Regions from separate parts of the Mus musculus genome. Here region 1 is linked to region 2. A link is a loop called in an ENCODE intact Hi-C map of the cell type or tissue named here. Cell type or tissue: left cerebral cortex. All regions are shown on one strand. Links, peaks and the distances in the headings refer to the core of each region. The heading gives the core; the rest is flanking DNA. Region 1 holds the start of Nt5c3 (5'-nucleotidase, cytosolic III). Region 2 has its middle 9.8 kb from the start of Herc6.

What was found. A loop is a pair of places that touch in the nucleus more often than their neighbours do. Peaks named below come from ENCODE experiments on the same cell type or tissue, not always from the same donor. Only the 100,000 strongest peaks of a DNase experiment are listed, where the experiment ranks them.
Region 1: it touches region 2 in a loop (2.4-fold over the local background); 8 of 42 quality-filtered maps call a loop at or near these places.

Annotation. Positions count from the first base shown.
Region 1 is chr6:56,917,495-56,933,370 of GRCm38, forward strand. Nt5c3 (5'-nucleotidase, cytosolic III) reads right to left here and starts at 6,438. Exons shown (of 9, transcript NM_026004.3): 1 at 6,178-6,438. The coding sequence starts at 6,315. It also overlaps a transcript of Vmn1r4 not described here. In left cerebral cortex, for the core only: no CTCF peak of the experiment used is centred there; a DNase peak (open chromatin) is centred at 6,591; H3K4me3 peaks cover 1,942 bases; H3K27ac peaks cover 1,753 bases.
Region 2 is chr6:57,563,302-57,579,177 of GRCm38, forward strand. No RefSeq gene overlaps it. Among named protein-coding and RNA genes, the nearest start is that of Herc6, 9.8 kb to the right of the region's middle. In left cerebral cortex, for the core only: a CTCF peak has its summit at 7,328 (motif pointing left); a DNase peak (open chromatin) is centred at 7,322.

The DNA of each region.
Region 1 (15,876 bases), core at 3,419-11,418, 650 kb before region 2:
ACAAGAGAAGAAAACTCCCAAGGTTGATGTCTGGCTGGTATAGCACCTGTAAACATGTAACTAACACACACTCTCTCCCTCTCCCTCACAATTTTTAAAATGCAAAAAAGAAAAAAAGCATAAAACAATTACTAATCTAGAAAAACACACTAATATCTTTATCACTGAATTAAAAAAGAAAAAGATATACCGAAGGCAGCTACAAGGGTGTAGAGGGTAGGAGGGTGTTCCTAAGAGGCCACTTCCTTTCTCGTGGGAAAAACCGTAAGGGAAGGCTGCTCAAGGACAAACATTTGGGCAAGATGATAAGAAAATGGGAGGATCCAGCGCCTCCCTACCTCACGGCCAGCAAACTCCCAACCCGAAGGGAGCTGAAGCCTGCTTCAGGAAAGCTTTTTTTCTTTGAAAGAATGCATTTTGGTCTTTTGCTTTTCCTGCATTTTACTTGCTTGTCATTCCCAACAGTTAAAACAGGAGGCACTGGCTGACAGGTTCAATCCAAGGACCTCAAGTCTTGGACAAGTCAGACCTAGAACTAGTCCAGTGCCTTATTACATCTTTGCTGCAATGATTAGCACTGGGAAGTATCTATGGGTGGCTGCAGGGGAGGCCGGCTGCAGGGGAGGCAGGCTGCAGGGGAGGTAGGCTGCAGGGGAGGCAGGAAGCACAGGCACACCAGAGCCAGGTGGAAAGTGGTGCAGGTGACCATGTGGTCTGAAGAGGCACTCCCCTGAAGGACGGTCATAGTCCTACATTTGGGGCGTCACCTCTTTTTCTAACCTTGCTTTTGCTTCAGACACAGAACTTTATTTAGTCTGTATCGGATTCCTATCCTAATGCCACAAAGGACCCGCTCAGTCTGTAACAGTACCGTTCTTCTGACTTGGAAAACAATCCCTGGCTTAGAGAGAGGAACCTTCCAAGGTAGAGTCCGCTCAGGTGTAGGAGGGCAGGTAATCTATACAAGGCCACACCGTTTACAAGCTGAAAAGTAAGGGGCTTGGTCGTGAGCTGCTGGCCCCAGGGCTCCTACTCTTACTGGACTCTCCACAAGGGTATCCAGTAGTCATGCCTAAACAGTGAAAAGATACTGTAAACCCACTTAGAATACCCCTTTGTCCCTAATCTTTCTTTCTTTTTTTAATCTTAAAAACTATAGAGACACATATAGTTTGATAACTCTGAACAAACATGAAAGCTTAAGCAGTAGACCAAGAAAGTGTGTATTTGGTTGCAGGACACTTTTGGCCAGCCGTACTCAGGCTTCTCCGCTGCTGGAGTGGAGTCTCCACTAGCAGCTGATTCTGAGCAGTGCTAGTCCAAGGAATGGCCATCCTGAACTAGAGACACACGGCCCAGCTCTGTAAGATGTCTGAATTTAGAAGAAAGATTTATTCTTGGGGTGACAAACAAGAGCGTTCAGTGTTTTCATCTCTCTGAAATGTTTTGGATTTATTTATTTTATTCATACTTATGCTTCTATGTATGTCTGTACACATTGGGTGCCTGTTGGCTGAAGAGGTTAGAAGAAGGCATTGGATACTCTGAAGTTATAGATGGTATTGATCCACCCCGTAGCTTGTGGGAAACAAACCCAGATCTTCTGTAAGAACCACAGTGGTGTTCTTCACCAATGAGCCATCCCACCATTTCATATCACCAAAATCTGTCACAAGCTTAGTGGCACACTATGGTAATCCTGGCTAATCTGGAGACAAGGCAAGAGAACTGCAAGTTCAAGGCCAGGCTTGGCAACTTATTGGGACTCAATCTCCAAATAAAAATGTAAATGGATTTTTAAAGGGTTACCTAGCATGCAGTAGGTTAAATCCCCAGTATAGGAAAACCTAAAAATCGATTATATATGTTCCTTTGTAATGTTAACACATTAATATTTTTACATACTGCTTTGAAAATGTTTTTTTTCACAGAGATATATGATATAGTGGCACCTGAACTCTTTTCAAATTGTTTGTGTGTCAAGCAACAGGAAATAACTCACCTTATCTCAATGACTCAACACTGTTGCAAGAAACAACTCTGATAATGGAGAAATTCACAACGAATCCGGAAATCTGGGCATGATAGAGCAATCTTGTAATTCTGGAGGCTGAGGCTGGAGGACTCTCGAGTTCCTGGCCAGCCTGAGCTCCATAACGAGAAAGTCCCTGTTTCCATAAAGTCAACAAATCTAAGGACCACTGAAACCGATATAATTTTAAACTGCCTCAAAATTGAATTGTTACAACATTTTAATTACATCTATTATTTGATTTTGTTTTGGGGAGGAGGGTGCCAGGGCTGAGCATGTGGAGATCACAGATAACCTGCAAGTTGGTGTTGTCTCCCCACCACACACGTGCTCTGGATATCAAATCCAGGTTGGCAGGCCTCACACCTGGCACCTCTACTCACTGGGATATCTTGCTGACCTTTCATTTGATTTTTAAGAATCAGGTAACCTCCCTCTGCCTAAAACAAAACAAAACAAAACAAAACAAAAACCTCAACCCACCACTACCACCACTGAAAAACCTCAACCCCTTTTAGATCACTAGTAGTACAGTTCTAAAGAGAGGCTTTAGGCAGGATGTGACACATGAGCTGTGATCTGTACAACCTCTGTGCCAGGTAATACTGCACACACTAAGTCCTAGCTAACTGAGAAGATAGGGTTGGAGGGTCAGTTCAGTCCAGGGGGCTGAGCCTGGTATAAGCAATAGAACAAGATCCTGTTGCAAACCAAAACAATCCAAACACGGAGTCTAGCCTTGCTCACTCTTGACACAGCATGTCCTGGGCAGCCAGGATTTTATTTTCAGCTGGAAAACATTTATGAACTCAATGAGAATGTGGAAAAGACATAGACCCAATCAACAGAGCTCTCTGGTCAGATGGGATCAATATTAGCAACAGATAAAGTAGTACTGAACTATGACTCCAAATAAATATCTATGAGCCCGTACTGATATGTAAATAAGGGAGGATAGACAAGCTTCCAGAACAGAATAATCCCAAACAGTTCTTGTAGTCACTTTAACCACAAGCACTGAACTGTAACTCCGTACTGTAAAGGCAAACTTCTTCCGCTAACTTCATTCCAAAGGGCACAGGATGGAGGAGGAGACAGAAAATAACTGACCGTGGAGAATGCTGACAAATATTCTTCAAGCAGAGCTTACAAATTAGAGGTTAGGATGACAGCGTGCACCCTTGCTGTGTGATGAAAGTAACACTTCACACTAGTCATCCTCCGAGAAACTCTAGACGATCGTGAGAAAAGCTCCTGATAAACGCAACCAAGGCCATTCTACAAAATACCAAAACTTCAAACAAGTGAAGTTTGAGAACATGCCCAGTGAAGACAAGATAAGGAGGCTGGGGTGTGAGTCTCGGGTAGAACACTTGTGAAGAGGCCCTGGGTTTAATCTCTGGACCAGAGTGGGGTAAGATAAGGAGCTGCACAGTACTCAGAAGTACTGTGAAGGCCACAACAAGGAGCCAGGATGACTAAGTGTGTTGTGATACCCAAGAGAAACTCCTGGGACATAAGTAAACGTGAAGGAAATCTGAAAAGGGTGGCAGTGCATTTAATAATGTATCAATACAAATGAGTCACACAAGATATTAATGACAAGGGAAACTGGTGTGTGATATATGAGAGCACTCGTTCATACTACGGTAAATCCATATTGTTCTAAAATAAAACTCTTAGAGAAAGGGTTTGATTATGACAAATTAATCAGTAATCTTAAGAGACTGTAGATGCGATAAAGAGAAATCTGGAGCTGATTGTGGTGGCACATGGCTGCCATCCTAACACAGGAAGGATGGCGAATTCAAGGCATGGACACAGGATTCAGAAAGATGTAGCTATTCCTGGATACTTTGTGGGCTCTTCTCTTTTTCACCCTTCTCCATCCTTTTTCTTCTACCCTTACTCCCTAACATCAGATAAGAGAGAAAAAAAGGATAGAGAGGAAAGGAAAGAGATCCCAGAATGAAGTCAGGGGCCAGAAGGGGGACAAGTTATCCTTAGACTGCATCCTGTTGATTAGGGGTGTTGAGTTCCTAGGGGCAAGTTTGATCTTCACCATCAGGATATCTAATTTCTTCTTCTCGCCAAATATTTAACAAACAGCGACCCACAGCAACCAACAGCCAATCAACAACAACCTAACAACAACCCACCCTGCCTCTCTGGGCCTTCACATTTATATACCCTCTGAAAAGTCCCCAGAATTCCAGAAGTCACTCCATCACAGAAACAATCTGCAGCTGAAAAAAGCGCACCCCTACTAGAGCCTGCGGCAAACCACAGTCAGCTGCCGTGGACACTCTGAACCAGACCCATAGCTCACACTTGGGTTTACAATGAAAACATATTTTTATAGTATTTCTATGTTTTTTAAAGAAGCCAGAACTCCAGATTTCTCACTACAGAAAGACCTTGCCTTAAAAGGGGATGGGCTAGGAGGGCACTGACGAAGCAGGTATGGTTGTCTAGCAGGTGTAAAGCCCTGGGGTCTATACCAGTATAGACCATGTGTGTAAGTACGGGTAGACGTTAAAACAGATTCAGGGAGTACACACCAGGATAATTAAATTGTAAAGTGCCAGCCAACTTCACTAAATGGCTTGTCTTATCTCTCTGAATACTTCTAGTGTACCTTTTGATTGGTTTTCTCTGGGAATCTAGTTTGCCACATTACTGGACATTTCCACTATGGCATGCATAGCTCACTAGCAAATCCCTAATGCCTTTCAATTAAAAATGTCCTGATGGCCAGGGTAACTCAGGAATGTAATCTTGCACTGAGATGGCTGAGGCAAGAGAAACACCATCACCCAGAACGCAACTGGTGTCATTTTTTCCTAGCCTACCTTGGTTAGGTAGTTATATACCATCTGTGATCAGAACAGCAATGTTCAGTGGGTATCCTTGGGTTTGTACACATTCTATGAAGGAAGAGGGTGGAGACAGGTACAGAGGACTCCCCAAACATGACTTATAAAGAGAGAGAACAAGGGCCGGAATATATATTTCAGGTCATCCAAATATTTCTCCCATCTAAAGGAACAATCAGCTAAAACTATAAAAGTAAAAATATTAAACTCTTTTACATCTTCTACTGAAAAACTATTAGGGGGTCTGACGCATAGTTTAAAACAATGCATATAAAGACTGACTTGTACAGTACAAACAAAAAATATTTGGCATTATTGGTCCCTTAGTACTTTATACAATGAAAGTAAAACTCTTCCTTAAGATTTCGTGGAAAAATCAGCCCACTGTTTAAGTACATAGAGAAAGACAGCGAAATCAGCTTTTTCCCACTGATGGAAAATTATAAAATTTGAGTATGGAACAAAATAAAGCCATGTAAATTCGCTAGACAGGGAGGGAGGCAAAACTTCTCACACAAAATGTTTGCAACCAGAGGTATATAAAGAAAATAACCCAGGAATAAAGGAATTCACTTAAAATATTAGTTTCAATAGAAATAGTTTCTCAACTTTATATTTTAGTTCTGGATGCTCACTTGTACTCCAGTAAGTAAGTCACACTCACCATGCATGCTCAAGTCAGATGGAACAACAGTAACATCAAAACAACCCTAAATGAAACAGACATTCTGGGATCAACAAATCGCCTTAAAACAAACCTCAAATGGAATTCTTGAGACAAACAATTTAAACGAGACTGCAATTAACTCTTAAAAGTACATTTCTAGGATTTAGGAAAGAGTTTTGGGGGACTGACACATGAATACTTCTTGGAACATAAAACAAGGAAGAACATTCAAATAATCGAGCTGTTTCAATATTGGCATTTCTAAAAAAACACTGAAAATGCTCTTTTCATAACGTAAGCCAAGGCAGCCCCGATGATGTAAAACAAACAAACAAACCAACCAACCAACCAACCAACCAACCGACTCCTGGACAAGAGACTATCGGATTAGCTGCACGTCTTGGAGGCGGTTGCCAACTGGAGATTAGCTCTGGAGAAACGGGTTTTGCAGCAAGAGGTAGTTATCTCCGAGCATCTATTCTCTCCACTCTTTGAAACAAACGCTGTCAAGCATCAGCACGCGTGCAGGCTGCCCTCGCAGGGCCGCGGCCGGCCCACGCCACTTGGGCTGCTCGCGCGCGAGCCGATGCTCCCGCACTCACCATTTCGATGATCTTGGTCTTGCGGCCCGTTTTTCTCTTCAAGGTGAATATGTACTGGGCCAGCACCACGCCTGCTACCACCGCGCACACACTGGCGCTCGCCACCGCGCCCACTCGCGCCACGGCCGCGCGGTCCATTGACAGGCCCGCGTGCTCTCGGCGCGGAAGCCCGGGATCCGCGGGTACGAGCCCAGGGGCGCGGCCGCAAGCCGCACACTTCCCCGGAGCCCCGCCCCGCGCGGGGGAAACCGAGGAGGCCCCGCCCAGAAGAGGTGAGGGGCGGGGACGACGGGGCGGAGACTAAGAGGTCCGCGTCCGGAATCCCGCCCTTATAGTGGGGGCGGGACTTCCTCTGACCCTGACTTCAGGAAACGCCGCAAGGACCCGGAAGGAAACAACTGTAATTAGCTACTAAATGCAAGTAGTGCATCTGTAACCCAGAATCCTGGTGACCCGGATGCTATGCTGTGCCTATAGTCCACAGTAAGATCGCACCAGAAACATCGAGAAAACAAAGTCTTGCCCCAGTGTGAGAAAATTCACCCGCCACCCACTCAGAAACTGTGCCTCGTCCTAGCCTTCATGGACTACGACACCCAGCAGGCTCAGCGGCGCTGCGTCTGACCTGCGCAGTAGCATCCTGGGTTGGAAGGCCTAGATATAGTCGTTTTTGGGAGATCTGTCAGCTGTTGGGCTTTTCAGTCACAGTCTACCTACAACTTTAGCTTACTTTCCTTAGGAGCGTGTGCAGAGAAACTTAACGTTGTTCTCTCTTGCTTAGTATATTTCAAGGGATTCATGTAGTTTACTCTGCTTCTCGCTGAGTGGGTGGGGTGTGATGAGGTGCAAGAGAGAATCTCAGGAGAGTCGCCCCCGATTCTGTGAGGTTTGGGCTGCTGCTTGGCGAGACTGTCTCTCTCTGCCTGATATATGCAACCGAAGGAAGTTAAGAATGAAAAGCCGTGGGAGAGAAAGAATTATTTTTCTGTTTTAGGTTTTTATTAGCTGGTCTAAAGCAAATTGACATAGACATTATCTTGAGTAGAACAATTCATTGTGCAAACAGAAGTTCCACAGAAATATGAGACTCAAGCTGGTCATGATGGAGCATGCTTCTGATTCCTGCATGTAGGATCCTCAGGCAGGAGGATTGCTCGGAGTACAGTGGCTGATTAACCAGGGCCATGGGTCAAAGCCTTAACGAAATGGCCAAAAATTGAGGCTGAAATATACCACCTAAATTACTGAAAGGAATATGTATTATATTTGACATTCTTGAGCAAGTTGGAGTCTGCAGGAGGGGAAATGTATGGTGACTAAAGGTTGCCTTGTGCAGATGAAAATCTTTCCAGGGGATAAAGGTGTGAGCTCAGCGATAGGGTGCCTATTACCAACCCTCAAGTTCAACAATTCTGTTTGGAGAAGCTCTTGACCTGATACATTTACTAATGACAATCTCAACAATCTCTGTCTCTGTCTCTCTCTGTTTCTGTCTCTCTCTCTCTGTTTAAATGTGTATTTCTTCTACACTAGAGATGTTTAAAATTATAAGGAATTTGTATTAATTTTCTGTGGCTGTGATAAAACACCATGACCAAGACCCCTTATAGAAGAAAGAAAGAATTTACAAGAATCCATAATGGTGGGGTCAGCATGGCAGCAGGTGGCAGCAGGCTGCTGGCATGGTAACAGAGGTACATCTTTCATCTCAACTATAAGCACAAAGTACAGAGAGCAAACGAAGTGGGACAGTCTTCAAACCCTTAAAGCAAAGCTCCAGAGACATGCTTCCTCGAAGAAGGCTGCACCTCTAAAGCTCCTGAAACAGCACCACCAACTGGAGATCATATGCTCAAATGTATGAGCCTAGGGGGGGCATTCTCACACAAACGACTATCGAATTTAAGGGAAATTCTTCAAAGAGCTTTCCCTGCTTTGAATAGTTCTCAGCATCTTTCAGATCAAAATAATTGTTGTACCAAAGTAGCCTGTTTCCCTATGGCATAGTCTGATCTCCTTTAATCATACTTTGAGGTGATATGGCTTGATTGTCATCATAATTAAAGCTAAGGATTGTTTTTCTCTGTGTCATATGTTCTCTGTCCTATCCCTGGGGCCCTTGCAAAGCACTCTAAAAATGTACCTATATATCTATATCTATAGCTTTCCTATGGGGTTGCCCTCCTCTTCAGCTTCTTCTAGCCTTTCTCTAATTCAACCACAGGAGTTTCAGACTTCAGTGCAATGTTTGGGTGTAAGTATCTGCATCTGTCTTGGTCAGCTGCTGGTTGGGCTTCTCAGAGGACAGCTATGCACACCATAGCATCAGTTATAGTGTCAGGTCTTGGAGCCTCCCCTTGAGATGGATCCCAATTTGGGCCAGTCACTGGACCTCCTTTCTACCTTTATCTCTGTAGTTCTTTTAGATAGTAATAATTCTGGGTCAGAGCTTTTGACTGTGGGATGGCAACAACATCCCTTCATCTCTCCATTTCCTCATTGTTGGGTATTTCATCTAAGGTCCCTCTCTTTGAGTTCTGAGAGACTATCATCTCCCAGGTCTCTGGTACATTCCAAAGGGTCCTCCCACCTCCTACCTCCCAAGGTTGACTGTTTCCTTTCATTCTGTTGACCCTCAGGGCTTCATTTCTGTTCCCTCCAGTACTGATCATATTCTTTTTCCCCTCCTCGCCTCTCCCACCCAGTTCCTTCCCATGATTGCTTTCTTTTTCCTCCCAAGTGGGTTTGAAGCATCCTCACTTGGGCCCTTCAGCTTGTTAACCTTTTTGAGTTCTGTGGATTGTATCCTTGGTATGTAGTACTTTTTGGGCTAATATCCACTTATTAGTGACTACATACCATGCATGTGCTTTTGGGTCTGAGTTACCTTACTCAGGATGATATTTTCTAGTTCTATTCATTTGCCTGCAAAACTCAGGATGTTCTTAATAGCTTAATAGTATTCCATTGTGTAAATGAACCACATTTTCTGTATCCATTCTCCTGTTGTGGGACATCTGGGTTGTTTCCAGCTTCTGGCTATCAGAAATAAGGCTGCTATAAACAGCGGAACACATGCTCTTGTGGCATGGTGGGGCATCTTTTAGGTATATGCCCAGGATTGCTATATCTGTTTCCAATTTTCTGAGAAACCTCTAGATTGATTTCTGAGCTCCGTAGTAACCTCCTGTTTTCATCTCTAATTGTATTGATCTGGGTCTTTTCTCTTTTATTTGGTTAGTATGAATAGGGGTTGTTAAATTTGTTTATAGTGCAAAAGAATACATTTGTCTATGTATCATTAATTTCTGCCCTAATCTTTGTTATTCTTTTTGCTCTCTACCACTTTTAGGGTTTTTGCTTGCACTTGATTTTCAAGGATTTTAAGGTACATGACTATATTACTTGAGAGCTTTTTTATTTTATTATTTTATTTATTATTGCTATAAACTTTCCTCATAGAGCTAATTTCATATCCCAAGTATTTTGACAAGTAGTGGTTTAATTTTTATGGGATTCAAGAAACTTTTAGATGTCCTCCATGATTTCTTCAAAGACACACTGGACATTCAACAATGTGTAATTCTGACTCCATACATTTGCTTAGTTTCTGTAGTTGTTTTCAAGTGATTTCTGGTTTTATTGTGCAATTACATCATCAAATACAAGAGATTACTTTGAATCTTTGACAATTTTACCTTATGACCCATTACCTATTTACCTTATGACCTATATAATGTGTTCTACTTTAGATATGATTCCAGTAGCTACTAACAAGAATATGTATTCTGTATATATGTTGGATGTGAAATTCTGTATATATCCATCATGTCCACTTGATCTATGGTATAATTTAACCCCGATTTCTCCATTAATTTTTGCTTGTTGAATGACCCATATAGGGATTAGTATATGGTATTGAAATTATCCAGTATTATGATATCAGGACCTATCATAACCTTCAAAACCATTAGTTTTAAAATGAAATTATGTCTCGATATTGATGTATTTATTTACAACTGTTATTATTCTTGATGAACTGCTTTTTAAAACTTAATATGTAGTAGCCTTGTGGGGTGGTTTGAGTGGAAAAAATCTTCCACAGGCACCTGTATTTTAACATTTGGTCCCCAGTTGGTGTACTGTTTGGGGAAGTTGTGGAACCTTTTGGAGGTTCAGCCTTATTGGAGGAAGTGTGTAACTGGCCATAATTCCATTCATGCTCTCTACTTCATGTTTGCAGTTGAGAAGATGATCTCTCAGTTTCCTGAGGCTACCAGGCCTGCTGATTGCTGCCATGTCTCCCTGCCATGAGGACTCTTATTCTACTGGAACCATAATCAAGTATAAACTCTTCTTTCTTTAAGTTGCTTTTGTCCATAGTATTTTTTCACAGTAGTAGAAAAGTAAATGATACATATTCTGTAGATGTTTGAATGAAAATGGCTCTCATAGACTCATGTATTTTAATATTTGGCCCCCAGTTTGTTGAATTACTTGGGAAAGATTCAGAAGTGTGGCCTTGTTGGAGGAAGTATATCACTGGGGTCAGGCTTTGAAGTTTCAAAAGATTTGTTCCATCTCCAGTTAGTTCTCTCTGCCTCCTGCCTATAGATCAGGATGTAAGCTCTCAGCTACTGCTCCAGTGTCATACCTGTCTGCCTATTGCCATGTTTCCTGTCATGATGTTATAAACTTACCCTCTGAAACAATAAGGCCAATAAACTCTTTCTTCTAAGTTGCCTTGTCATGGTGTCTTATCACAGGATTAAAAATAAAGTAGCTAAGACACCTTTACTTTTTCTCATTAATTTTGCTTTGAAACATATTTTATCAGATACCTATATAGGTATACTACTTGGTTTCGGTTTCTATTTGTTTAGAAGACTGTTGTCAGTCTGCTGACTCTGAGTTTGCCATATCTTTACCAGGGAGGTGTGTTTCTTGCATACAATATATAGTTGGATCTTATAGATGGGATTCCCTTCCATCTAATTGGTCTTCTATTTTCTCCAAAACCTTCCCTTCCAACTTTATGTCACTGTAGCTTGACATCTGGAAAACAGGCCTAGCTCCATACCCCAAGGATCCACCTTATTTGCTCATTAGTAAATTTGTTAACTAGTTAAGACTACCAGATTTCTTATCAAAGATAGATAGGTTTGCCTTGCTCACAGGCTTCACGATATAGGATAAACAAGTTCAGATGTAAGTTTTCACAGATATAATATCCTGCTACTTTCTTATTTATTTATTTATTTATTTATTTAAAACTCCAGATTTTATTCCTCTCCAGGTCAACCTCTGGCTGTTCCACATCTCATACCTCCTCCCCACCCCCACCCCCCCTTTCTCCAAAGGATGTCCCCACTCCCATCTCACCTGACCTCTAAACTCCCTGGGGCCTTTAGTCTCTTGAGGGTTAGGTGCATTTTCTCTGTCTAAACCCAGACCCGGCAGTCCTTTGTTGTATATGTGTTGGGGGGCGTCTAATATTAGCTGGTGTATGCTGCCTGGTTGGTGTTCCAGTATCTGAGAGATCTCGGGGGTCCAGGTTAATTGAGACTGCTGGTCCTTCTACATGGTTGCCCTCCTTATCAGCTTCTTCCAGCTTTTCCCTAATTCAACTACAGGGGTCAGCAGCTTCTGTCCATTGGTTGGGTGCAAGCATCTATATCTGATGATTTCAGCTGCTTGTTGGGTCTTTCAGAGGGCAGTCATGATCGGTCCCCTTTTGTCAGTGCTCCATAATCACTATCCCTGACCTCCCAACTACAGAGCAATAGTGATAAAAACTGCATGGTATTGGTACAGAAACAGACATGTTGATTAATGGAATAGAATTGAAGACCCAGAAATAAAACCACACGTATATGGACACTTGATCTTTGTAAAAGAAGCCAAATATATACAATGGAAAAAAGAAAGCATGTTCAGCAAATGGTGCTGGTCTAACTGGCAGTCTGCATGTAGAAAAATGAAAATAGATCCATATTTGCCAGCTTTCACAAACCTCAGGTCCAAGTGGATCAAGGACCTCAACATAAAACCGAATACACCAAATCTAATAGAAGAGAAAGTGGGAAAAAACCTTGACCTCATTGGCACAGTGGGAAATTTCCTAAACAGAACTCCAATGGCTCATGCTCTAAGATCAAGAATTGATAAATGGGACCTCATGAAACTGGAAAGCTTCTTTCTGTAAGGTAAAAGACATAGCCAATAAGACAAATTGGCAATCTACAGATTGGGAAAAAAATCTTCATTAGTCCCACATCTGATAGAGGACTCATAAAATATATAAGAACTCAAGAAGCTAACCACCAAAAAAACCCAAACAAACAAACAACCAACCAAAGAAAGCAAAACAAACAAACAAACAAAACAACCCCCCCCACCCCCAAACAACCCAATCAAAAAAAATGGGGTATAGAACTAAACAGAGAATTCACAACAGAGGAATCTCAAATGGCGGAGAAATAACTAAAGAAATGTTCAAAGTCCTTAGTGATCATAGAAATGCAAATCAAAATGACCCTGAGCTTCCACCTTACCCCAAAAGATGTACCACCATGCCGCATGAACATGTTCCATCATGTTCATAGCAGCCTTGTTTGTGATAGCCAGAAGCTGGAAACAACCCAGATGTCCCACGACAGAAGAATGGATACAGAAAATGTGGTTCACTTACACAATGGAATATTACTTAGCTATTAAGAATGAGGACATCGTGAGTTTTGCAGGCAAATGGATGAGCCTAGAAAGTATCATCCTGAGTGAGGTAACTTAGACCCAAAAGGACATGAATGGAATGTGCTCACTACTAATAAGTGGATATTAGCCAAAAAAAAAAAAAAATACAGCCCACATAACTCAAAAAGGTTTTGTTATTGTCTTATCTAAACTCAGTTTCCAGTGAGTAAATGCTTCATATTTCCTCTCCTTGCTGTGCAAGTGTCCTAACATTAATCGATATAATAACAAGTTTAAACTTTAGGTTTCCTTTGATTGTTTTATAACTATATACTTAAAGTGTTTCTCATGCTGGATTACATTATCAGCTATTATACTCAAATAAAAGTTTCCTTTGGTTGCTTTATAACTATAGACCTAAGGTGTTTTTTTCTTGCTAAACTATACGATCAACTATCATATTTACAAAGTGAAGGTTCTGATTTTCCTTTTTCTTTCAAATATAAACTTAAAATTTTTTCTTGTTATGCTAAATTTATGTGTATTCAGTCCCTTAGAAAGAAGGAAAAAGCCCTTCTTGTTCCTTCTGCTCCACAAAAAGGTTTTGTCTTTCCTAAGCTCATCTTAAAGACTGTTCACATTGTTAACAAATGTATCTCTTTTGTAAACTTATAAGCTACAGGAAACCCATTCATTTGATATCTCTCCATCCAGATAAGTATACCTGCTAATCAATAGCCTATGTTCCCCCTTGCTACCTATCTCAGAGGGTGGGATTCCTCTCCTGTTCCTGGGATTGGGACTTTCCTCACTCCCAACCACCAAGACCTAAGAGTTTCAAGTATACCTAAGAATTTTCACACACACACACACACACACACACACACACACACACACACACACACACGTATTGGACCTGCTCCTTCCATCTATCCACAGATGGTTCCACAGACCCTGAATAGCAAGCAAACAGCCAACTTTCTTAAGACTGGACCAACATCCCCATACCCATTTTCTTAGGTTTCCCAGAGACATGTTGCTCCAGAGTCTGCAGGAAGTAGCTAAAGATCATGATGATCCTACTTCTGCTTCACCATCACCTCTTTCGAGTTTTCCCATTTAAAATTAAGCCGAAATTGGGGAATTTTAGCATGTCTTCTAGGCTCTGCCCCACAGTTTCCTGGCAACAGCCAGGTGTGCCTGACTCACTATAAAAGTAGCTGCATGCCTCCTCCTCTCTCTTGCCCTCTTGTTCTCTTGCTCTCTTACTGCCCCCTCTGTCCCTTCTCTCCCCATTCCTCTCCTCCTCTCTCTCAATGTATTCATGGCTGACTCCTCCTCCTCCTCCCACTCCTCCTCCTTCTGTCTCTGTCTCTCTCTCCTCCCCCCTCCTCAGCTTGAGGCTGCTCCCTTTCTCAAACTCCCACATTCTCACACCTACATACATACACACTTCACACGTACACCACACAGACCTCATACACACTACTCATACACCTCACACACACCTCTACACCCCCCACCTCTGTGCACTCTCCTTTCACTCATAAACATGTTTCCCTCACCTTTAACTTGCCCCAGTCTTATATTGTTACTCCAAAAAGCAGGTAGAAAGAAAAACAGTGTATAATCATTACCAAATGTGTCAAGTTCAAAAGAATGATCACATTTCACAAAGAATTAAGAATTATGATTGTTCCCCAAAGTTTCAAGCTTCCCCTATTCCCAGGCCCGTGGCCAAAATAATAATTGGCAAACATCACTATTTAAACTATAACTTTTGACTTATTATATTTCAGAGCTCAGAGTTCCAAGGTCAGTTACATGGGGTTTCCTGTGAAGTTCTAATAATAAATGACATGGGCAAAGCTGCTAGGCAGTGGTTAGAAGGAATCAGGTTAACTCTTAACTCAGCAGTTCTACTAGCTTCTGCTTCTGCGTGTTGCACACAATGACGCTCCTAAGAGTCTCAGTGTTTTGACCTAGTTTTACTAGTATAAAATTCATGCATTCTATATCTACTTTCAGGAATCTAATCTTTACTTGCATATACATATATATCCCAAGGAGACCAGGGACCACTCTCAAATGTGCAAAACTCATTTCATAACTTTACTCTGGGTCCCAATATTGGCTCTGTTTCGTTTTCTTAGTTTACTTCTAAACATAATTTCTTCGAATTTTCTTTGCAAGTCAAACATTAATCTGAAACTGCCATTGTGCAGTTATTACACTGTTCCAAAAATGAGAGTGTACAGCACACACCTGGGGCACTAGGACTCTCCTGTACCCCTGTGCCTCAATTTTTGATTAAGAATCATTACATTCTAGTTTCACAGAATTCACCAGAGCAGGAGAAAGAAAGAGCAATTCAGATATAATAGAATAATTATGCATACCAAGGCCAACTGAAAAGCAGTCATGCACAAATGAAATCTATACAGTCATTGTCCAGGGCTAAGGTTAGAAGGAATGGGAACAACAACAACTTCTTCTTCTTCTTCTTCTTCTTCTTCTTCTTCTTCTTCTTCTTCTTCTTCTTCTTCTTCTTCTTCTTCTTCTTCTTCTTCTTCTTCTTCTTCTTCTTCTCCTTCTTCTTCTTCTCCTCCTTCTTCTCCTCTTCTTCTTCTTCTTCTTCTTCTTCTTCTTCTTCTTCTTCTTCTTCTTCTTCTTCTTCTTCTTCTTCTTCTTCTTCTTCTTCTTCTTCTCCTTCTCCTTCTTCTTCTTCTCCTCCTCCTCCTCCTCCTCCTCCTCCTCCTCCTCCTCCTCCTCCTCCTCTTCTTCTTCTTCTTCTTCTTCTTCTTCTTCTTCTTCTTCTTCTTCTTCTTCTTCTTCTTCTCCTTCTTCTTCTTCTCCTCCTTCTTCTCCTCCTCCTCCTCCTCTTCTTCTTCTTCTTCTTCTTCTTCTTCTTCTTCTTCTTCTTCTGCTGCTGCTCGAGGACTTCTGAGATGTCACCATCCAGGCTGTGGGTAGTTCTGATGGCAGGTCTCCTGGAAGCATGTGTCT
Region 2 (15,876 bases), core at 4,093-12,092:
TGGGTTTCCTTTTAATATCTCTTTTCCTTCTGTTGTGACTTATTCTGGGAGTGGGATATGAACAAATGCTTATTCACCACAGATAACACACTGACAATAGATTTAAAGGGAAAGAAAGAAAGAAAGAAAGAAAGAAAGAAAGAAAGAAAGAAAGAAAGAAAGAAATCCTACCAAAATTTATCTTTGTAAATCAGTGAGTTCATTGGTATTACTTACAGAAACATGGCTCTGAGGATAACCCATAGGGGCATGAGTAACGTAAAGACATAAAGGAATCTTGAGCAATACTCACAAAAGCTGCATCACTGAACTCCACACACACACCTTGCAGGCAACTCTTGCAACAAGTCTCATCTCCATGGCAACTTGCCACTGATTTTACAACCCTGTGGAGGGCCTTATTAACCTCATAACTTTCTGAGAGTCCTGATCCTAGCACATTTCACTATCTTCCTGATCTTAAGGGCCTCCTCCTTCCAGAAGAGAACATCCAGTGGAGAAGTAGTTACTGTCAGCACAAAAAGCACAGATCTTACCTCACACAGGCTAAAAGTTAGTTTATTCTGGAGCCAAATAGGAATGAACATGGCGCAGACACACAAGTTTAGATTACTCAAAATTTCATATTCAAACATAGAAGCAGTTTCATAAAGTTTTTATAGTTTTACAAGACAAAATTTAAAAAGTCATAAATCAAGGTACTTTTCAAATACATTGGTGGGAATTAAGCCCAACGAAGAGATCTCTGCTATAGGTCTCAGATGCTGAAAATGCTGTTAGTCCTTTGATGGCATGAAAACTGGATTTTGTCAAATGAATACATTACAGAAGGTTCTTATCTGTCTGTTAGTCACAGGATGTTAGGTTTGACACAGATGTGCAAAATTAAGCCTATTTATGTGCTAAAGTCAGCCCTGCATAAATTGTAATTAGGTTCTGAAAAGGCAACATTCTAAGCTCCACTGATGTTCACAGTCAAGAAGCCCTAAGAGACAGCTTCTTTTCAGGAATTCTATTTCCAATGCCCCCTGCTGCCCAGGCATCACATTGGGAGTCCAGTAAGCCACTTAATTATCCCCAAAGAGCTAGCATTCTGATTTCTAGGATTCAATCTAAATGAGGTCAAGTAGTGGTCAGGAAAGCAGTCTTCAGAAGAGAGGAATAGCTGGCAAAAACCATTAAAACCATCAAAAAATTCCTGAACCAAATCAGATTATTAATCATTATGATCTGGATCAGATTTCTTTTGTGTCCTCTATATTTGATATCACATTTCAAATATAAGATTATTAACTAAAATGGAAATTAAAAAAGCTAGACTTATTTCTACCTGTATTTATAGCAATTTTTATTCTATGAACCACCTTACTAATATTTGAGATATTTAAACAAATTATTTTTTCTCCTTTTCTCCTCCTCCTCTTCTCCTTCCTTTTTTATTTCTTTCTTCCCCTCTTTGACTTCTTCCTCCTCTCTTCCTCTCCCTTCTCCTCCTCCTCTTCTTCCCCTCCTTCCCTTCCTTCCTCCCTCCCTCCCTTCTTCTCTCCCGCTCTCTCCCTCCATCTCTCTCAGGGATTTTGTGTAGTTTGAGTTTATAGTTTAAAATCATATGGCATAATTAGATATAACTTTAGGAAAGACTGGTCTTCAATATTTAAATTATAATCCCTTCTATGTGAATACTTATTTGCTCTATTTTATTGATGTATTAATAGAGGTAGAAACAAGAAATCGGAACATGCTAGAAACCAGAATTTTGTCATCCTTACAGATATAACCAAACATTACCTTTTATTTTAATGGTTAGAAGTACAATGAGACCCTAGAAGGAATCGTTGCAGTATTGCTTATTTCCTTTTATTAGTAAAATACAAATTGTTTGATTTATTTTTTTTTTTTTCAAAATCCTGGTTTGTTACACTACAGGACACCTTAGACACTAATTTAATCAAGAAACACCAGTACTTACAGTATAAAACATCATGAATATTGTTGATTTTAGAAAGTGGAATAGACCCTTGGTACCAATGTGTAGAGCTTGACGCTATCAAGACAATTGAGAGCACCTGATTCTGGGGAAGGCTGGGGCAGTTGTTCAAATAGAACTATCCCTCCTTTGTCTGTGTGGCCCTTTTATTGAGGAATGAGTCTCTCTCCTCCTGATGATATTTAGGCCAAGAGAAGGGTTCCAGAAAGAGGTATCCTATGGATCCAGTCCTGTGGATCTGCTGGAGCTAGAGGCCAGCCCCTAGTCCACTGTGTCAGCTTTGGGATTGCCAAGGTGGCTGGATCCGAGGAAGCGTGGTGCCTCTGGCAGTGGATTATGGCTATCTCTGCCAGGAGTTGGAGGGCCTCCAAGAGTTTGGCTATAAGGGGTGTGTTGACAACGAGAGTACTCTTGGCACTAAGGAAACCTCTTTCCTTCCAAATGATAAGAGTGGGTATTGCCCGGTATGGTGGTGCACGCCTTTAATCCCAGCACTCGGGAGGCAGAGGCAGGCGGATTTCTGAGTTCAAGGCCAGCCTGGTCTACAAAGTGAGTTCCAGGACAGCCAGGACTATACAGAGAAACCCTGTCTCGAAAAACCAAAAGAACTATTAAAATATCTAAAATCGGTATAGATGTTATCCCATAGGCATTTGGCTATTTGGAGAACCCCATTTTTTTTTTTCCAAGACAGGGTTTCTCTGTATAGCCCTGGCTGTCCTGGAACTCACTTTGTAGACCAGGCTGGCCTTGAACTCAGAAATCTGCCTGCCTCTGCCTCCCGAGTGCTGGGATTAAAGGCATACGCCACCACACCCGGCTGGAGAACCCCATTTAACGTGACTAATTTGGCCTTTTATGAAGAGGTCCTATGATGCTTTGAGTATGCTTGGCCTAAGGAGTGGTACTATTTGGAGGTGTGGTCTTGTTGGAGGAAGTGTGTCTCTATGGGTGTGGGCTTTAAGATTCTTGTCCTAAACCAGGCATGGTGGTACACACCTTTAATCCCAGGACTCAGGAGGCAGAGGGAGGCAGATTTCCTAGTTTGAAGCCAGCCTGGTCTACAAAGTGAGTTCCAGGACAGCCAGGGCTATACAGAGAAGCCCTGTCTCAAAAAACCAAAAAAAAAAAAAAAAAAAAAAAAAAAAACCAAAAAAAGTCAGTCTTCTAGCAGCTTTCTGATGAAGATGTAGAACTCTCAGCTCTTCCTGCACCAGCTGGCCTAGATGCTGCCATGCTCCCACCCTGATGATAATGGATTGAACCTCTGACCTTGTAAGCCAGTCCCAATTAAATGTTGTCCTTATAAGAGTAGTGTTGTTCATGGTGTCTATTCAGAGCAGTTAAACCTACCAGCAGATGTATTACCTTAACTGTATCCATGGAGCTGACTACAGAATAGGCCCCCTAGCAGTTTCCCAATCAGTCTATGAGAGAGCTTCCATTCATAAAGAGGGTGAGTTGGAGGTCTGTGAGGAGTTGGCCTAGGAGAAACAAGATGCGGTAAGTATGTGCTTTCACAGCCTCTGGGCAGGAATAAGAGGTGAGTATCAGGGGGGAATGGAACTTGGAGGAAGGTTGCAGAATTTCGGGCAGGACTGAAGGTCAAGGTAATATGGGGGATTTCTAAAAGCAATAGATGAAAGGTTTGGGCCACGAGGGCCCAAGAAAGGAAGTAGAGAAATGACACAGAAAGTCTGAGAGCCAGTGGGTAGAATATACAGTGATAGGCTGGAACAGTGTGGCCTTGAAGAAACTCTCAGGTGAGTTCTGAGACTGCTTCTAGGGCTCTCAGACACATCACTGAAATACAGTGGAATCTAGCTGTTTGGACAAAAAAAAAGCTATAGGCCATGGGAAGGCCCAGCATGTTGAGCTAAGATACCCATGGCCACTTCCATCCTTTCATCTGTAAAGAGGTGTTAGGGGCAGATGGAGTCCAAGACAGCCAGCACAGGGACCACAAAGAGGTCATCCTGCAGTAAAGACATGGCAGAGCATGGTTGGGTGGGTGAGAGGCCCCATGAGGGCCCTGGCTGCCTGGTACAGGGGCTTGGAAGTAATGAAAAAGTTAGGGATCCAGTGATAGAAGAATACAGAAATGAAAGGATTTGATCCCCAGTCATCAGGGGCTGCAAGTTCTGTAAAGGTCAGATTCAGGTGAGTTGGACACCCAAGTACATGATGGCAAATTTGGAGTGACAAAGTGTCTTTTTGGGGCAGAGATGGGGCCGCAAAATAAGATATCATCAACACAATAAAGTGTTCGAGGAATGAGGTCTAAGGAGGAGAGGTCCCAAACCAAGGCTTGGCCAAAGAAATGAGGACTATTCCAAAACCCCCAAAGGAGAACTGTCCATGTGAGCTGTCTTGAAGTCTGTGTATCTGGGACCTCTAGGTAGAGGCAAAGAGAAAATATGAATCAGGGTGTAGGGGGACAGTAAAGAGAGTGTCCTTTAGGTTCGGTATGGTAAAGTGGGAAGTTGTAAGAAGAAAGTTAGAAAGGATGGGTTGATAACCACAGAGTAAATTGGGATTACTTCCTCATTAGTAGGGTGGAGGTCCTGTACTAAGCAGTAGGAACCAGAGGGCTTACACATTGTAGGGCTTATCCTCTGGGTGAATGGGAGCATTGCAAGGTTAGTCAATAGGAATTAGGAGTCCCTGAGATAGGAGGTCGGTAATGACAGGCTTGAGACTGAGATGGTGATTTTTCAGAGACATGAAACTGGAGTCTAGAAAGTGTAAACTAAAAATGATTATTAGCATTCTCCATATATTAATTAATGCTGGAAATTAATACAGTGGCAATTATTCCTGAACCAGTTTTTGCCCCAAATCACCACATGGAGACCTTTCAATATTTCAAAGCCTTGGGTTTTAGCTGGACTGGCTCTCATCTAGCTCATCTAAGTTAACCCAACCACCTACCTCCATCCAGCCACATGGCTAACTATACCTTTGAGGCCTGTGACCACATCCTTCTCCTTCCTAACAAAAAGGCTTCCCTTCTTCTCCTTCTCAGAGTTCCTTTCTCCCTCTCAGGAAGTCCCGTCTTCCACTTCCTGCCCAGCTCATTGTTTTACTAAAGACAATCCAAGAATGATGTAGGTAGGTGAAGAAGGACAGAGACACAATTTCACACAGTATACCCTAACATCTCCCCACTTTAGCCCTCTCAATAAAACACTACATACAATAAGAAAAATTACAAGAATGATCAAGTAAGAAGTACATTCACCTGATAGAAGTCTGATATGGCTGTCTCCTGAGAGGCTCTGCCAGAACCTGATAAATACAGAGAAGGAAGCTCACAGCCAACTATTGGACTGAGCTCGAGGGTCCCCAATAGAGGAGATGGAGAAGGGACTGAATGGGCTAAGGGGGTTCGCAGCTCCATGGAGGGAGCAAAAGTGTCAACAGGCCAGATCCCTTGGAGCTCCCAGGGAGTGGACCACCAATCAAAGAGTATACATGGAACTACCCATAGCACTGGCCACATATATGGCAGATGTCTTGTAAGACATCATGGGGAGGAGAGGTCCTGGGGCCTGAGGGTGTTAAGTGCCCCAGTGTAGGGGAATGCCAGGGTGGGAGGATGGGAGTGGGTGGATGTGGTTGGACCCTCATAGAGGCACCCTCATAGGAGGGTGGGAGAGGAGGTTTCCGAAGGGGAGACCTGAAAAGGGGAAAGATATTTGAAATGTAAATAAAGAAAATTCCAAGAAAAAAAAAAAAGAAGTACATTTCCAATGTTCAGTGCATTTGTATTTGGCATTCTTTGGAGAAAGAACTCTACTATCTATCGTATTTAGTCTTCAAAAACTTCAGGGACTCACAGAACTCAGGAGGCAGAGGCAGGCACATCTCTGAGTTCGAGGCCAGCTTGGTCTACAGAGTGAGTTCCAGGACAGCCAGGGCTACATAGAGACACCCTGCCTCAAAAAATCCACACACAAAAAAAGTTTTTATTAATTTCAGGCTGTTTTTTGACATTAAGACATGTCAGCTACTGGTAGCACTCTATTTGATCTGGAAGAAGGCGATGTGAATCAAAGCACCTCCATTTGGGCTTTTAATTTTGGCAAGCTAGCCACCAGGAAAGAATGCTGTCCAGAAAGGACAAATAGATATAGGCAAATTGACTGCCAAGCTCTGGCAAGACAAGGTTAGAAAATCCCTTATAATTCGTGCTTCACAAAAGGATCAGATATCACAAGGCTGAAGATGATGGTCTAGTATTTTAGAAAATATTAGGGACTGTCTTGTCATTTGTATAATTTTTGGAAGCTACATAGTCTTATTATAACCTTAAGTTGTAAAGGATCTAAGAAAATGTTTAAGGGTCTAAGGAGATGTTTTAAGGATGGTTAGAGGGTCCAGAAAATGTCTTATGAATGTTGGAAGAAGTATAAACAGGTGTTTGTAGGTTAGTAATGTAAGTTAGGATGGAAACTGAGTTAGATACAAAATTCTGAACCCTTTAAGATAGAATAATGGTAGGATACTTTATCAAGTTGCCACATATAAATAGACTTGACATTATGAATTTAACTCTTACCTAATAATTTTCATAATTGTTTCATTTCTGTTCTTAATAGATGTTGTTTATTATTATAAGAGAAAAGGCCTTCTTATTTAGACAAAAAAAAAAAAAGAGGAATTGTTGAGGCTTAGTCAGTTGCAATGTATTGTAATGCTAAATTATGTGTACCAAGGCCTAATTGCCTCAAGACCAGTAAATTCTCACATATGCTTCCTCTTGCTCTGCAAACCTTGTTTCTTAATTTAAATCTATTGGTTGAATAAAAATGTTTACAGCCCATAGCAGGGCAGAAAAAAGGTAGGTGGGTCATGAGTTCCCAGCTTGGGTTCTGAGGCAGAAAGGATAGAGGAAAAAGAAGGCTGGTCAGTAGGTAAAGCAGTGTAGAAGGGGGAGGGTTGGGTAGGGGGAGGAGGAAGGGAAGGGTAGAGGGAGGAAGGCTGGCCACTGGGTAAAGCACATGGCAATGTAGAAGGTCCAGGGGAGGAGGTGGGGATCAGGGAAGCAGCAGAGAGAGACTAATCAGTTATGGCAGATGGCTCAGGATACAAGTCCTCAGATGAAAGGGTGTCTAGTGGTGCTGTAAACCTGGCCAACCAGACCTGGGCCGCTAAGCATTGGCTACAGAGGGATGGGCAGGAGTGCATTTCCCCCCCTCGCCCCCCCAAAACAAAACAAAACAAAACAAAAAAAAAAACCCTTGAACATAAAGGAGTTCAGGCCACTTAACCATAAGCCAGAAGAAAATTTCAAGATCAAAGAGGATGCTAAAGTCTAGAGTGCCCTCTGGTGGCTATTTGTATTATCCAGAGTGTACTGAAGCCAAGCCACAAAACAAGAAAACAAAGAAAAATCAGGCGTTTTGGGTGCAAAGTCTGAGACCATCCCAATTTGGATAAATTTTGCAAGACACGTTCCAGGGACGTCTGAGGATGGGGTTGCTCTGGTGCAGCTACTCCTCTTGGGAAGAGCCTGATGGGTCCTGGACCTGGAAGAAGTCTTTGTTGGCTACTGGTAAGGTTAGTTTACCTCAAGTCAAAATTGGTCACCTCAGGAGGAGAGAAAATAGAAGGATAGAAGCCTATCCAACCTGCCCGGGGGCTCAACTCTACCCAAGTTTTGACACCAAGATAATAGGCTTCTCTGCAGAGTTAATAGGCTTTTTAATGGATGGGGGGAGCTGATGTGTGTGTGAGCCACAGGTTCCAACTGAACACTCTGTTCCTCCACCAATGTCATCACAGAAATATAAGGATAATGTTGAACAGAAAGTATACATCAATGACCTCTGTATCACTTAAAAGGACAGCCAGCCTGGTATCCCCCATGGTAATCTCAATAGCTTTTGGGGGGCCAGAGTCTTTGGTCTCCACACAGGACAGTGTTAAGTCTTCCAGCTACCACACAGGACTACATTGGGTTTTGGCCACCAAACCCAGAAGGTCTGAGAGTTTTGGGGTTTTTTGTTTTGTTTTGTTTTGTTTTTGTTTTGTTTTTGTTTTTTCCTTTATGTGGAGGAACTGGCCTACCTTGGCAAAGCAGAGTGGGGCAGTCAAACCAACCGTCTCCAGAGTTATTGCAGGACCCTGGTAGTGGGAGAGGCATGAAATACTTCTTTGCCCAGGGGTTTACAAGTTAGTAGCTTTTCTATGATTAGGATCTAACAATTTTATCCCTGTTAAGTTTGAGCATTAAATCTTTTGAGTTGAAGATCTGTTACTCCTGGGATTCATGAAAAATAAAACAAAACAAAACAAACAATGAGTCCATGATTGTTGAAGACCCAAACTGTTTCAACTAAAACTAGACCTCTCATCCTGCAAAAAAAAAAAATGTTTTCTGTTTTGGTCTTACTTCATTTGCCTAAAGAGGAATTCCATGTGCTGGCTGGACATGTCCTTATAGGGAAAGGGGAAGTTAAAACTGTAATGTGGCCACCAGACTATGTGACTATCTCAAAGCTGGCAGAGGTGGTGGTCATACAGGCTAAGTACATGCAGGCCCAGAGAAAGAAGGAAACAGTACTAGCTCTTGCTGGTCTCAGAATGAGATTTTTGAGGTTTGGCCATGTCTTGACCTCCCTCTTGTTCCAGACTGCTTTCTGGTCACACAGTGAAACTTGCCAGAGAACTGCACCAATAAGCCTGAGATTGCTGCCAATTCAGTCTGATCTGGTCACTTCAAGACACCCCGGAGTCTCTTAAAGCAATTTGCTGGATGGAGGGATTCTAAGAAAGCAGGCAGTGTAACAGAAGTTATGATCGGCTAGATAGGACATGGTGCCCTTGGGTTTCTAGATAGTGTTGGGAAATTTTCCGTGGAGACCAGATTCTCAATGGCCTAAGGAGTTCAAATTCTAGTCAAGCTTAAAGATGACCTAAGGATGGAGGAACTTCTGCATTATCTTGCACTATCACACTAACATGCTGTAGCAAATTAAGATTACCTTTGTATAGATTTTTAACTATCAATCTTTTTTGTTACAAGTTTTAAGCTAACTTTTTAAATGATAGATTTTATAGATCTTTGAACCATAACTTTCAAATTCTAAGACATGGAAAGTTTACAAGACTTTTTCTAAAGCAGAGAATAAAAAAAACTTAAGAGATTTTCAGGAGTGGAGAGTAAAGAAAGCCAAAAAAGATGATTTGGGGATTATGTGCTTGTGCAGAGGCAGAAGTTGTTACTATTCATGGGAAATTGGAAATTGAGTGTGCCATCTTCAGGTTATTGAGGCTTATGATCTAGGTTATACTGGGGCCAAGCTGGTGGCAATAAGTCAGTGAGACTTTAATGGAATCTCTGAGTCCATGGAGGGGAAGTGATTAAAAGACAGGATAAGAACCCATGGTTAGTTTAGGCTCTAGGAGGTGAATGAGGCAGAGCAAGCTCCAGGAGCAAGCTGTGAGACAGGTGGGGAGGAAGCCATGAGCACATCGAGGGTGAGAGAGGAGGGACTTATGGGAAAGGGTCACATAGAAACTCCACCAGAGGGAGAATTCCAAAAGAAGAAGAGTAAGTGCCTTAGCAGAGAGATGCCCCAAGTCACATCAGCCAAGGAGAGATAGAACCTTCCCAAGTGATAGATGTCAGGAGGGTATAGTAAGCTCCAGGAGAAGTAAAACCAAAACAGATAACATATTGTGTTGGGTTAGAGTTCTGTTTATAGCTGAAACAGTTAGCTTGGTGCTAAAATCTAGCTAAGAGATCATAAGTCTTTCTGTCTGGTATCAAGTCCTTACTAATTAAGGCCTTTATTTGCAATGAAGATTAAGTTCCTGGTTTGATGCAGACTGTTTGCAACCCCTATTCACTTAACATTTATCCTTACCATTATTCCTCCCCTCTTCATCATACCCTTTTAACAATCATTAACCCACAACTCTCTCACCCAGTGTGAACTCACCTCCTGTATAAAAAGAACTTCAAGAGGCCAGTGAGGGCTGCTCTTGGAGAGCTCAAACTTAAGAGAGATAGTCAGCTCTACAGCCTACAGCTCACTCAAATACACCTTGTTTTAGTTTGGACAATTGTGACTTTCAAGAATTTCTCTCAAATCTCAGAATTAACAAGAAACCAACAGGCAAGGAGAGATTAGTGGTTAAAGCAGGTAAAGGAGCGTGGCTGGAAAGTGGACTCTAGAATTTAGAGTGGAATATCGTAGGTGGCAGAAGCCAGCAGAAACAAATGATCCATACATTAGATGGATGAAATTAGTAGCTTGGTTCATTTAGGAGAGACCAGGTCCCTTGAAGAAAGGCATTTGTGATCTTCTCAGGTCTATAGGACCAGGTGTAAGCAGGGGCAAGGAGCAATAATGAAACAACCAAAATGACCACTCATTAGGGGAAAGGTTTTTACTGTGGGTGTGAGAGAGAAAATATCCAGACACATCTGGAAGAGTCCAGAACAGAGAGGAAAAAGAAGCAGACTGGACACGTCCAGAGCTAGGGAAGCAGGAATAGGAATAGCAAGAGTGGGCACTGCATGTAGCTTTATGCTTTACCCAACATTAGTTCTGAGAAGTGACCATGCTACCGGCCCCCTCCCAGCTTCCCTTGAATGCTTAGATAAAAGACACAGACACACAGTCATTCAATTTCAACTTGCCTTCTTGGCACAATTGTTGGGCACTACTATTTCCCACCTGGAAAAGCATGCCCTTATCAGATTCTTATCTCCATCTCTCTCACCTGCCCCAAACTTCAGTTGGTAAATTCCCCTGACCACCTGCCTGTAGGAGTGGCCTGTGTGGCTACTGTGTTTTGAGATCTCACATGGTTGCCTGACTCTCCTCTCTCCAAAGCATGGTGGACTCCTTTCTCCTTCCTTGTGTCCCTCTGCCTGCCTTCAGGGACCCGGAAGTCTCACTTGTCCCTTCTACCCAGAAATTAACCCATGGTTATCTTTACTGACAGGTCAAGAACCATTTGGGGAACAGGACCTTATCATCAGAATTGCACCCTAAAAGTGGGAATAGTAGAGAATTACCTGTTATATAAAGGATGGATGAATAACTGAGAGGCAGGAAGCCTGTGAGCTGGAAGAAGCCTGAGAGTTTAGGGTAGAGGAGGAGGTCAGAAGGAATAGGGTGACAGTGTGGAGACCTTGAAATATATAATGAGTTCTTTTGAATAGGGACTGTAGGAAACTAGAGCCAGCATGGGCTTTGGTATGCAACCACAGAAAGATGACAACAGAGAACCATATTTTGCTTCTTCCAGAGGCAAGAAAGATGATTTCCTCTAGCAGACACAAAACATTTCACTAGTTCATGAGGAATGCTAGCTTTAACCTAACTCCCAAAAATCATTCTATAATCCTGTTTGAGCTGGACCAAGACTGTCCTTTCTGAACATATGTACTGCCTTTTGGAATTTGATGAATTGGAGTTTTCTTGGGACTTGACAATTCTTAAAATCCAAATTATGCTGAATAATGAGAATAAAACTTTAATAGATACAACAACAAAACTTGAGTCAGTTAGACATAAAAACTAGGCTCATATAAGACAGGAAATTGGGATAAGCAAACAATTATAACAAGTAAGATGATTATAAAAAACACAATTTGATTAAATTTGTAATTTCTTTAAAACTAAGAGTAGCATTATTTAATATCTTAAGAATATATCAAGTGCCGTGTTCCTCCAGATCCAACCCCTGAGTTTCATGCCCAGCTCTTCAGTAAAACACCCATGATGGCCGGGCAGTGGTGGCACATGCCTTTAATCAAAATCTAGACAGGAAACAAAACTCAAGGAAGAAAACACTAAGTGAACAAAGACAGGCCCAGAAATCAGTACTTAGAGCTATAGACATCCCAAACCTAGATGCCTAGATACCAGCATGAGAACACAATAACACCCAGAACACTACAGCCCACTATCCTACATAGCAGGCCCTGAATATTCTAACACATTAAAAAAAAACCTTCAAATTAATATTATGAAGATGATACAAGTCTTTAAAAAGGAAATGAATAAATCCCTTAAAGGAATCTAGGAAAATACAAACAGTCTAAGAAAATAAATAAAACTGTTTAAGACCTGAATTTTGAAATAGAATCAGTAAAGAAAACCCAAACTGAGCAAATTCTGGAGATAAAAAATTTAAGAATTCAAACAAGAACTACAGAGTCAGGTTTCACCATCAAAAGACAAGATAGTTAAAAAAGAATCTCAAGTATGGAAGAAATGGATACATTGGTCAGCAAAAATGTTGAATCTAAAAAATTCTGCTATAAAACATCCAGAAAATCTGGAACACTATGAAAAGACCACACCTAAGAATAATAGGTATAGAGGAAGGAGAAGAAATCCAGATCAAAGGACCAAAAAATGTTTTTAACAAAACTATAGAACAATTTTCCTAGCCTAAAGGAGGAGATGCCAATAAAGGCAGAAAAAGCATACCAAACATCAAATAGATTGGACCAGAAAAGAAAGTCCCCTTACCACTTAGCAATCAAAACACTATATACACAGAGCAAAGGAAGAATATTAAAGGCTGTAAGATAGAAAGGCAGGTCTATTAAAATTGCATCCAACTTCTCAGTGAAGACTCTAAAATCAAGAACGGCCTGACAGATGTCCTGCAGACTCTAAGAGACCACAGATGCCAGCCTAGACTTCCATACATAGAAAAACTTTAAATAACCACAGATGGAGAAATAAGATATTTCATGATAATACCAAATTTAAATGATATCTAGCCACGAAACACAGCCATACAGAAAGTTCTAGAAGGAAAACTTCAACCTAAAGTGATTTACTAAAACTATGAACATCAATGATAAACATTAATTTAGGTTAAAGGGTTAGAAAAAGATATATCAAGCAAGTGGATCTAAGAAACAAGCTGGTGTAACCATTTTAATATCTATCAAAATAGACTTCTATCCAGCATTAATCAGAAGGGATAGGGAAGGACACTATATGCTCACCAAAGGAAAAATGCACCAATAGGACACTGCAATTCTTAACATTTATGCCCCAAACACAGACACTCACATTTGTTAAAAACAACAACAACAACAACAACAACAAAAAGACAAAACAAAAACAAACAAACAAACCCCCACTACTACAGTTTAAACTACATATTCATTCTCATAGTATGAAAATGATAACTAACTATACCCCACTTTCACCAAAAGACAGGTCATCTAGACAAAAGCTAAACAGAGAAATTTTAGAGCTAATTGACAATATAAAACAAATGGACCTAGCAGTTATTCATAGACCATTTCATTGAAACACAAAAGAATATACCTTCTTTTCTGCACCTCGTGAAACTTTCTTCAAAACTGATCACATATGCAGACACAAAGCAAGTCTCAGCAGATACGAGAAAACTGAATAACTCTCTTTACTCTATCAGAAGTTCAAGGTCATCCTCAGTTGCATAGAGAGTCAGAGACCAGACAGAACTACGTGAGACTCTTTGTCACTCTCTTCTCCTTAAAAACCTTAAAACACGCACACAGACACACAGACACACACAGACACACAGACACATACAGACACACAGACTCACATAGACAGACACACACACACACACGTGCACACACGCACACACACACACAGACACACAGACACACACAGACATACAGACACACAGACACATACAGACACACAGACTCACATAGACACACAGACACACACACACACATGGATGCAGAGAGTTACTGAATCTGGAGTAAAGCTGAAGACCAACAGTAGAAAGGACAAAACCTTATAAACTCATAGAAACCAGACAAATCTGAACTGAAAGAAATTAAAGATTCGCTAAAATTAAATGAAAATAAACAAACACACATCATATCCAAGATTAGGAGATACAAGGAAAGTGGTTCTAAGAGGCAACTCCATAGCATTAAGTGCCTACATTAAAAAAAGAAAAGAAAAATAGAAAAAAGAAAGAGAGAGAGAGAGAGAGAGAGAGAGATCCTATACTAACAATTTAATAACACACTTGAAAGCTCTAGAGAAAAAAATGTAGAAATCACACCTCAGGAGAGTAGATGGGAAAAAATCCAATTGAGGGCCTAAATTAATCAAATGGAAACAAAGAGAACAATACAAAGAGTCAATGAAACAAAGGGCTATTTTTTTTTTTTTGAGACTATCAATAGGATAGACAAACCCTTATCCAAATTTAACTAAAAGGCAAAGAGGAAATGTCCAAATTAACAAGATCAGAAGTGAAAAGAGAGACATATTAAGAGACACCAAGGAAAGCCAAAGAGTCATTAGACCTTATTTCAAAAAAGTACTCCACAAAATTGAAAAAATCTAAAAGAAATTGATAGTTTTCTCAATTGATCTACCTACCAAAATTAAATCAAAATCAGAAAAACAATTAAAATAGACTTATAGTTCCTAGTGAAATAGAACACTCATTAATAGTCTTCCAACCACAAAAAGAAAAAAAAAAAACCAAAACAACAACAAAAACCACGCAGGGTCATATGGTCTTAATATAGAAGTCTACCAATCTTTCAAAGAAGAGTTAACACCAATACGCTTCAATTTATTCCATAAACTAGAAACAGAAGAAACATTGTCTAATTCATTTTATGAGTCCCCAGTTACCCTGACACCCTTAAGTATATACATACAAAAAGTACTTAATAAAATACCTTCAAACTGAATGCATGAACATGTAAAAAGAATCCACAGGATCAAGTAGACTTCATCCCAGAGATGTAGTGGTTGTTCAGTGTATGAAAAATCAATAAATATAATTAATCCACCATATAAACAAAGAGAAAAGTTACAAGATCATCTCACTAGATGAACAAAAGGCCTTTGACAAAATCGAACACCCTTTCATCATAAAAGTGCTGGAGAGATTAGGGCTACAAGGAACATACCTCAATATAATAAAAGCAGTTTAAAGCTAGCCTATAGTGAATGTCACACTAAATGAAGAAAAACTCAACACAATTCCACTAAAATCAGGAACAAGTCAAGGTTGCATACTTTCTTCATATGTATTCAATATAGCATTTGAAGTCTTAGCTAGAACAATAAGACAACTAAAGAGATCAAAGGTATACAAGTTGGAAAGAAGTCAAAATATTTCTATTTGCAGATGATATATAAGTGACCCTAAAAATTCTACCATAGAATTTCTACAACTGATAATTTCAACAAAGTAGCTGGATACAAAATTAACTCATAAAAACATCAGTAACCCCCCTATATACAAATGACAAACAGAGAAAGAAATTCAGGAAATAGTATCCATCACAATAGCCTCAAATAATATAAAGTATTTTGGGGTAAGACTAACCAAACAAGTGGAAGACTTGTATGAGAGAACTTCAAGTCTTTGAAGAAGGAAATTGAAGAAGACATCAGACAATGGATGTCTTCATGCTCATGGATCAGTAGAATTGACATAGTAAAAATGGCCATCCTACCAAAGGCAATCTACAGATTCGATGCAATCTCTATTAAAATTCCAGCACAATTCTTCAAAGAGCTTGAAAGGACAATTTTCTACTTCATATTGAAACACAGACACACACACAATCGATGCTAGCGAAAACAATCCTGCACAATTGAAGAACTTTTGGGGCTCTCAAGTTATACTACAAAGCTATAGCAAGACAAGTAGTATACCATTGGCATAAAAGCAGGCATGTTGATTAATAGAATAGAACTGAACACCCAGAAATAAGTCCACATACTTATAGACATGTGATTTTTGAGAAAGAAGCTAGAAATACAAACTAGAAAATAGAATCTTCAAAAAATGGTGCTGATCAAACTGAATGGCTGCATGTTAAAGAATACTATGAGGAATTTCTTTTCTGATTTTGTTGTCTACTTGGTATT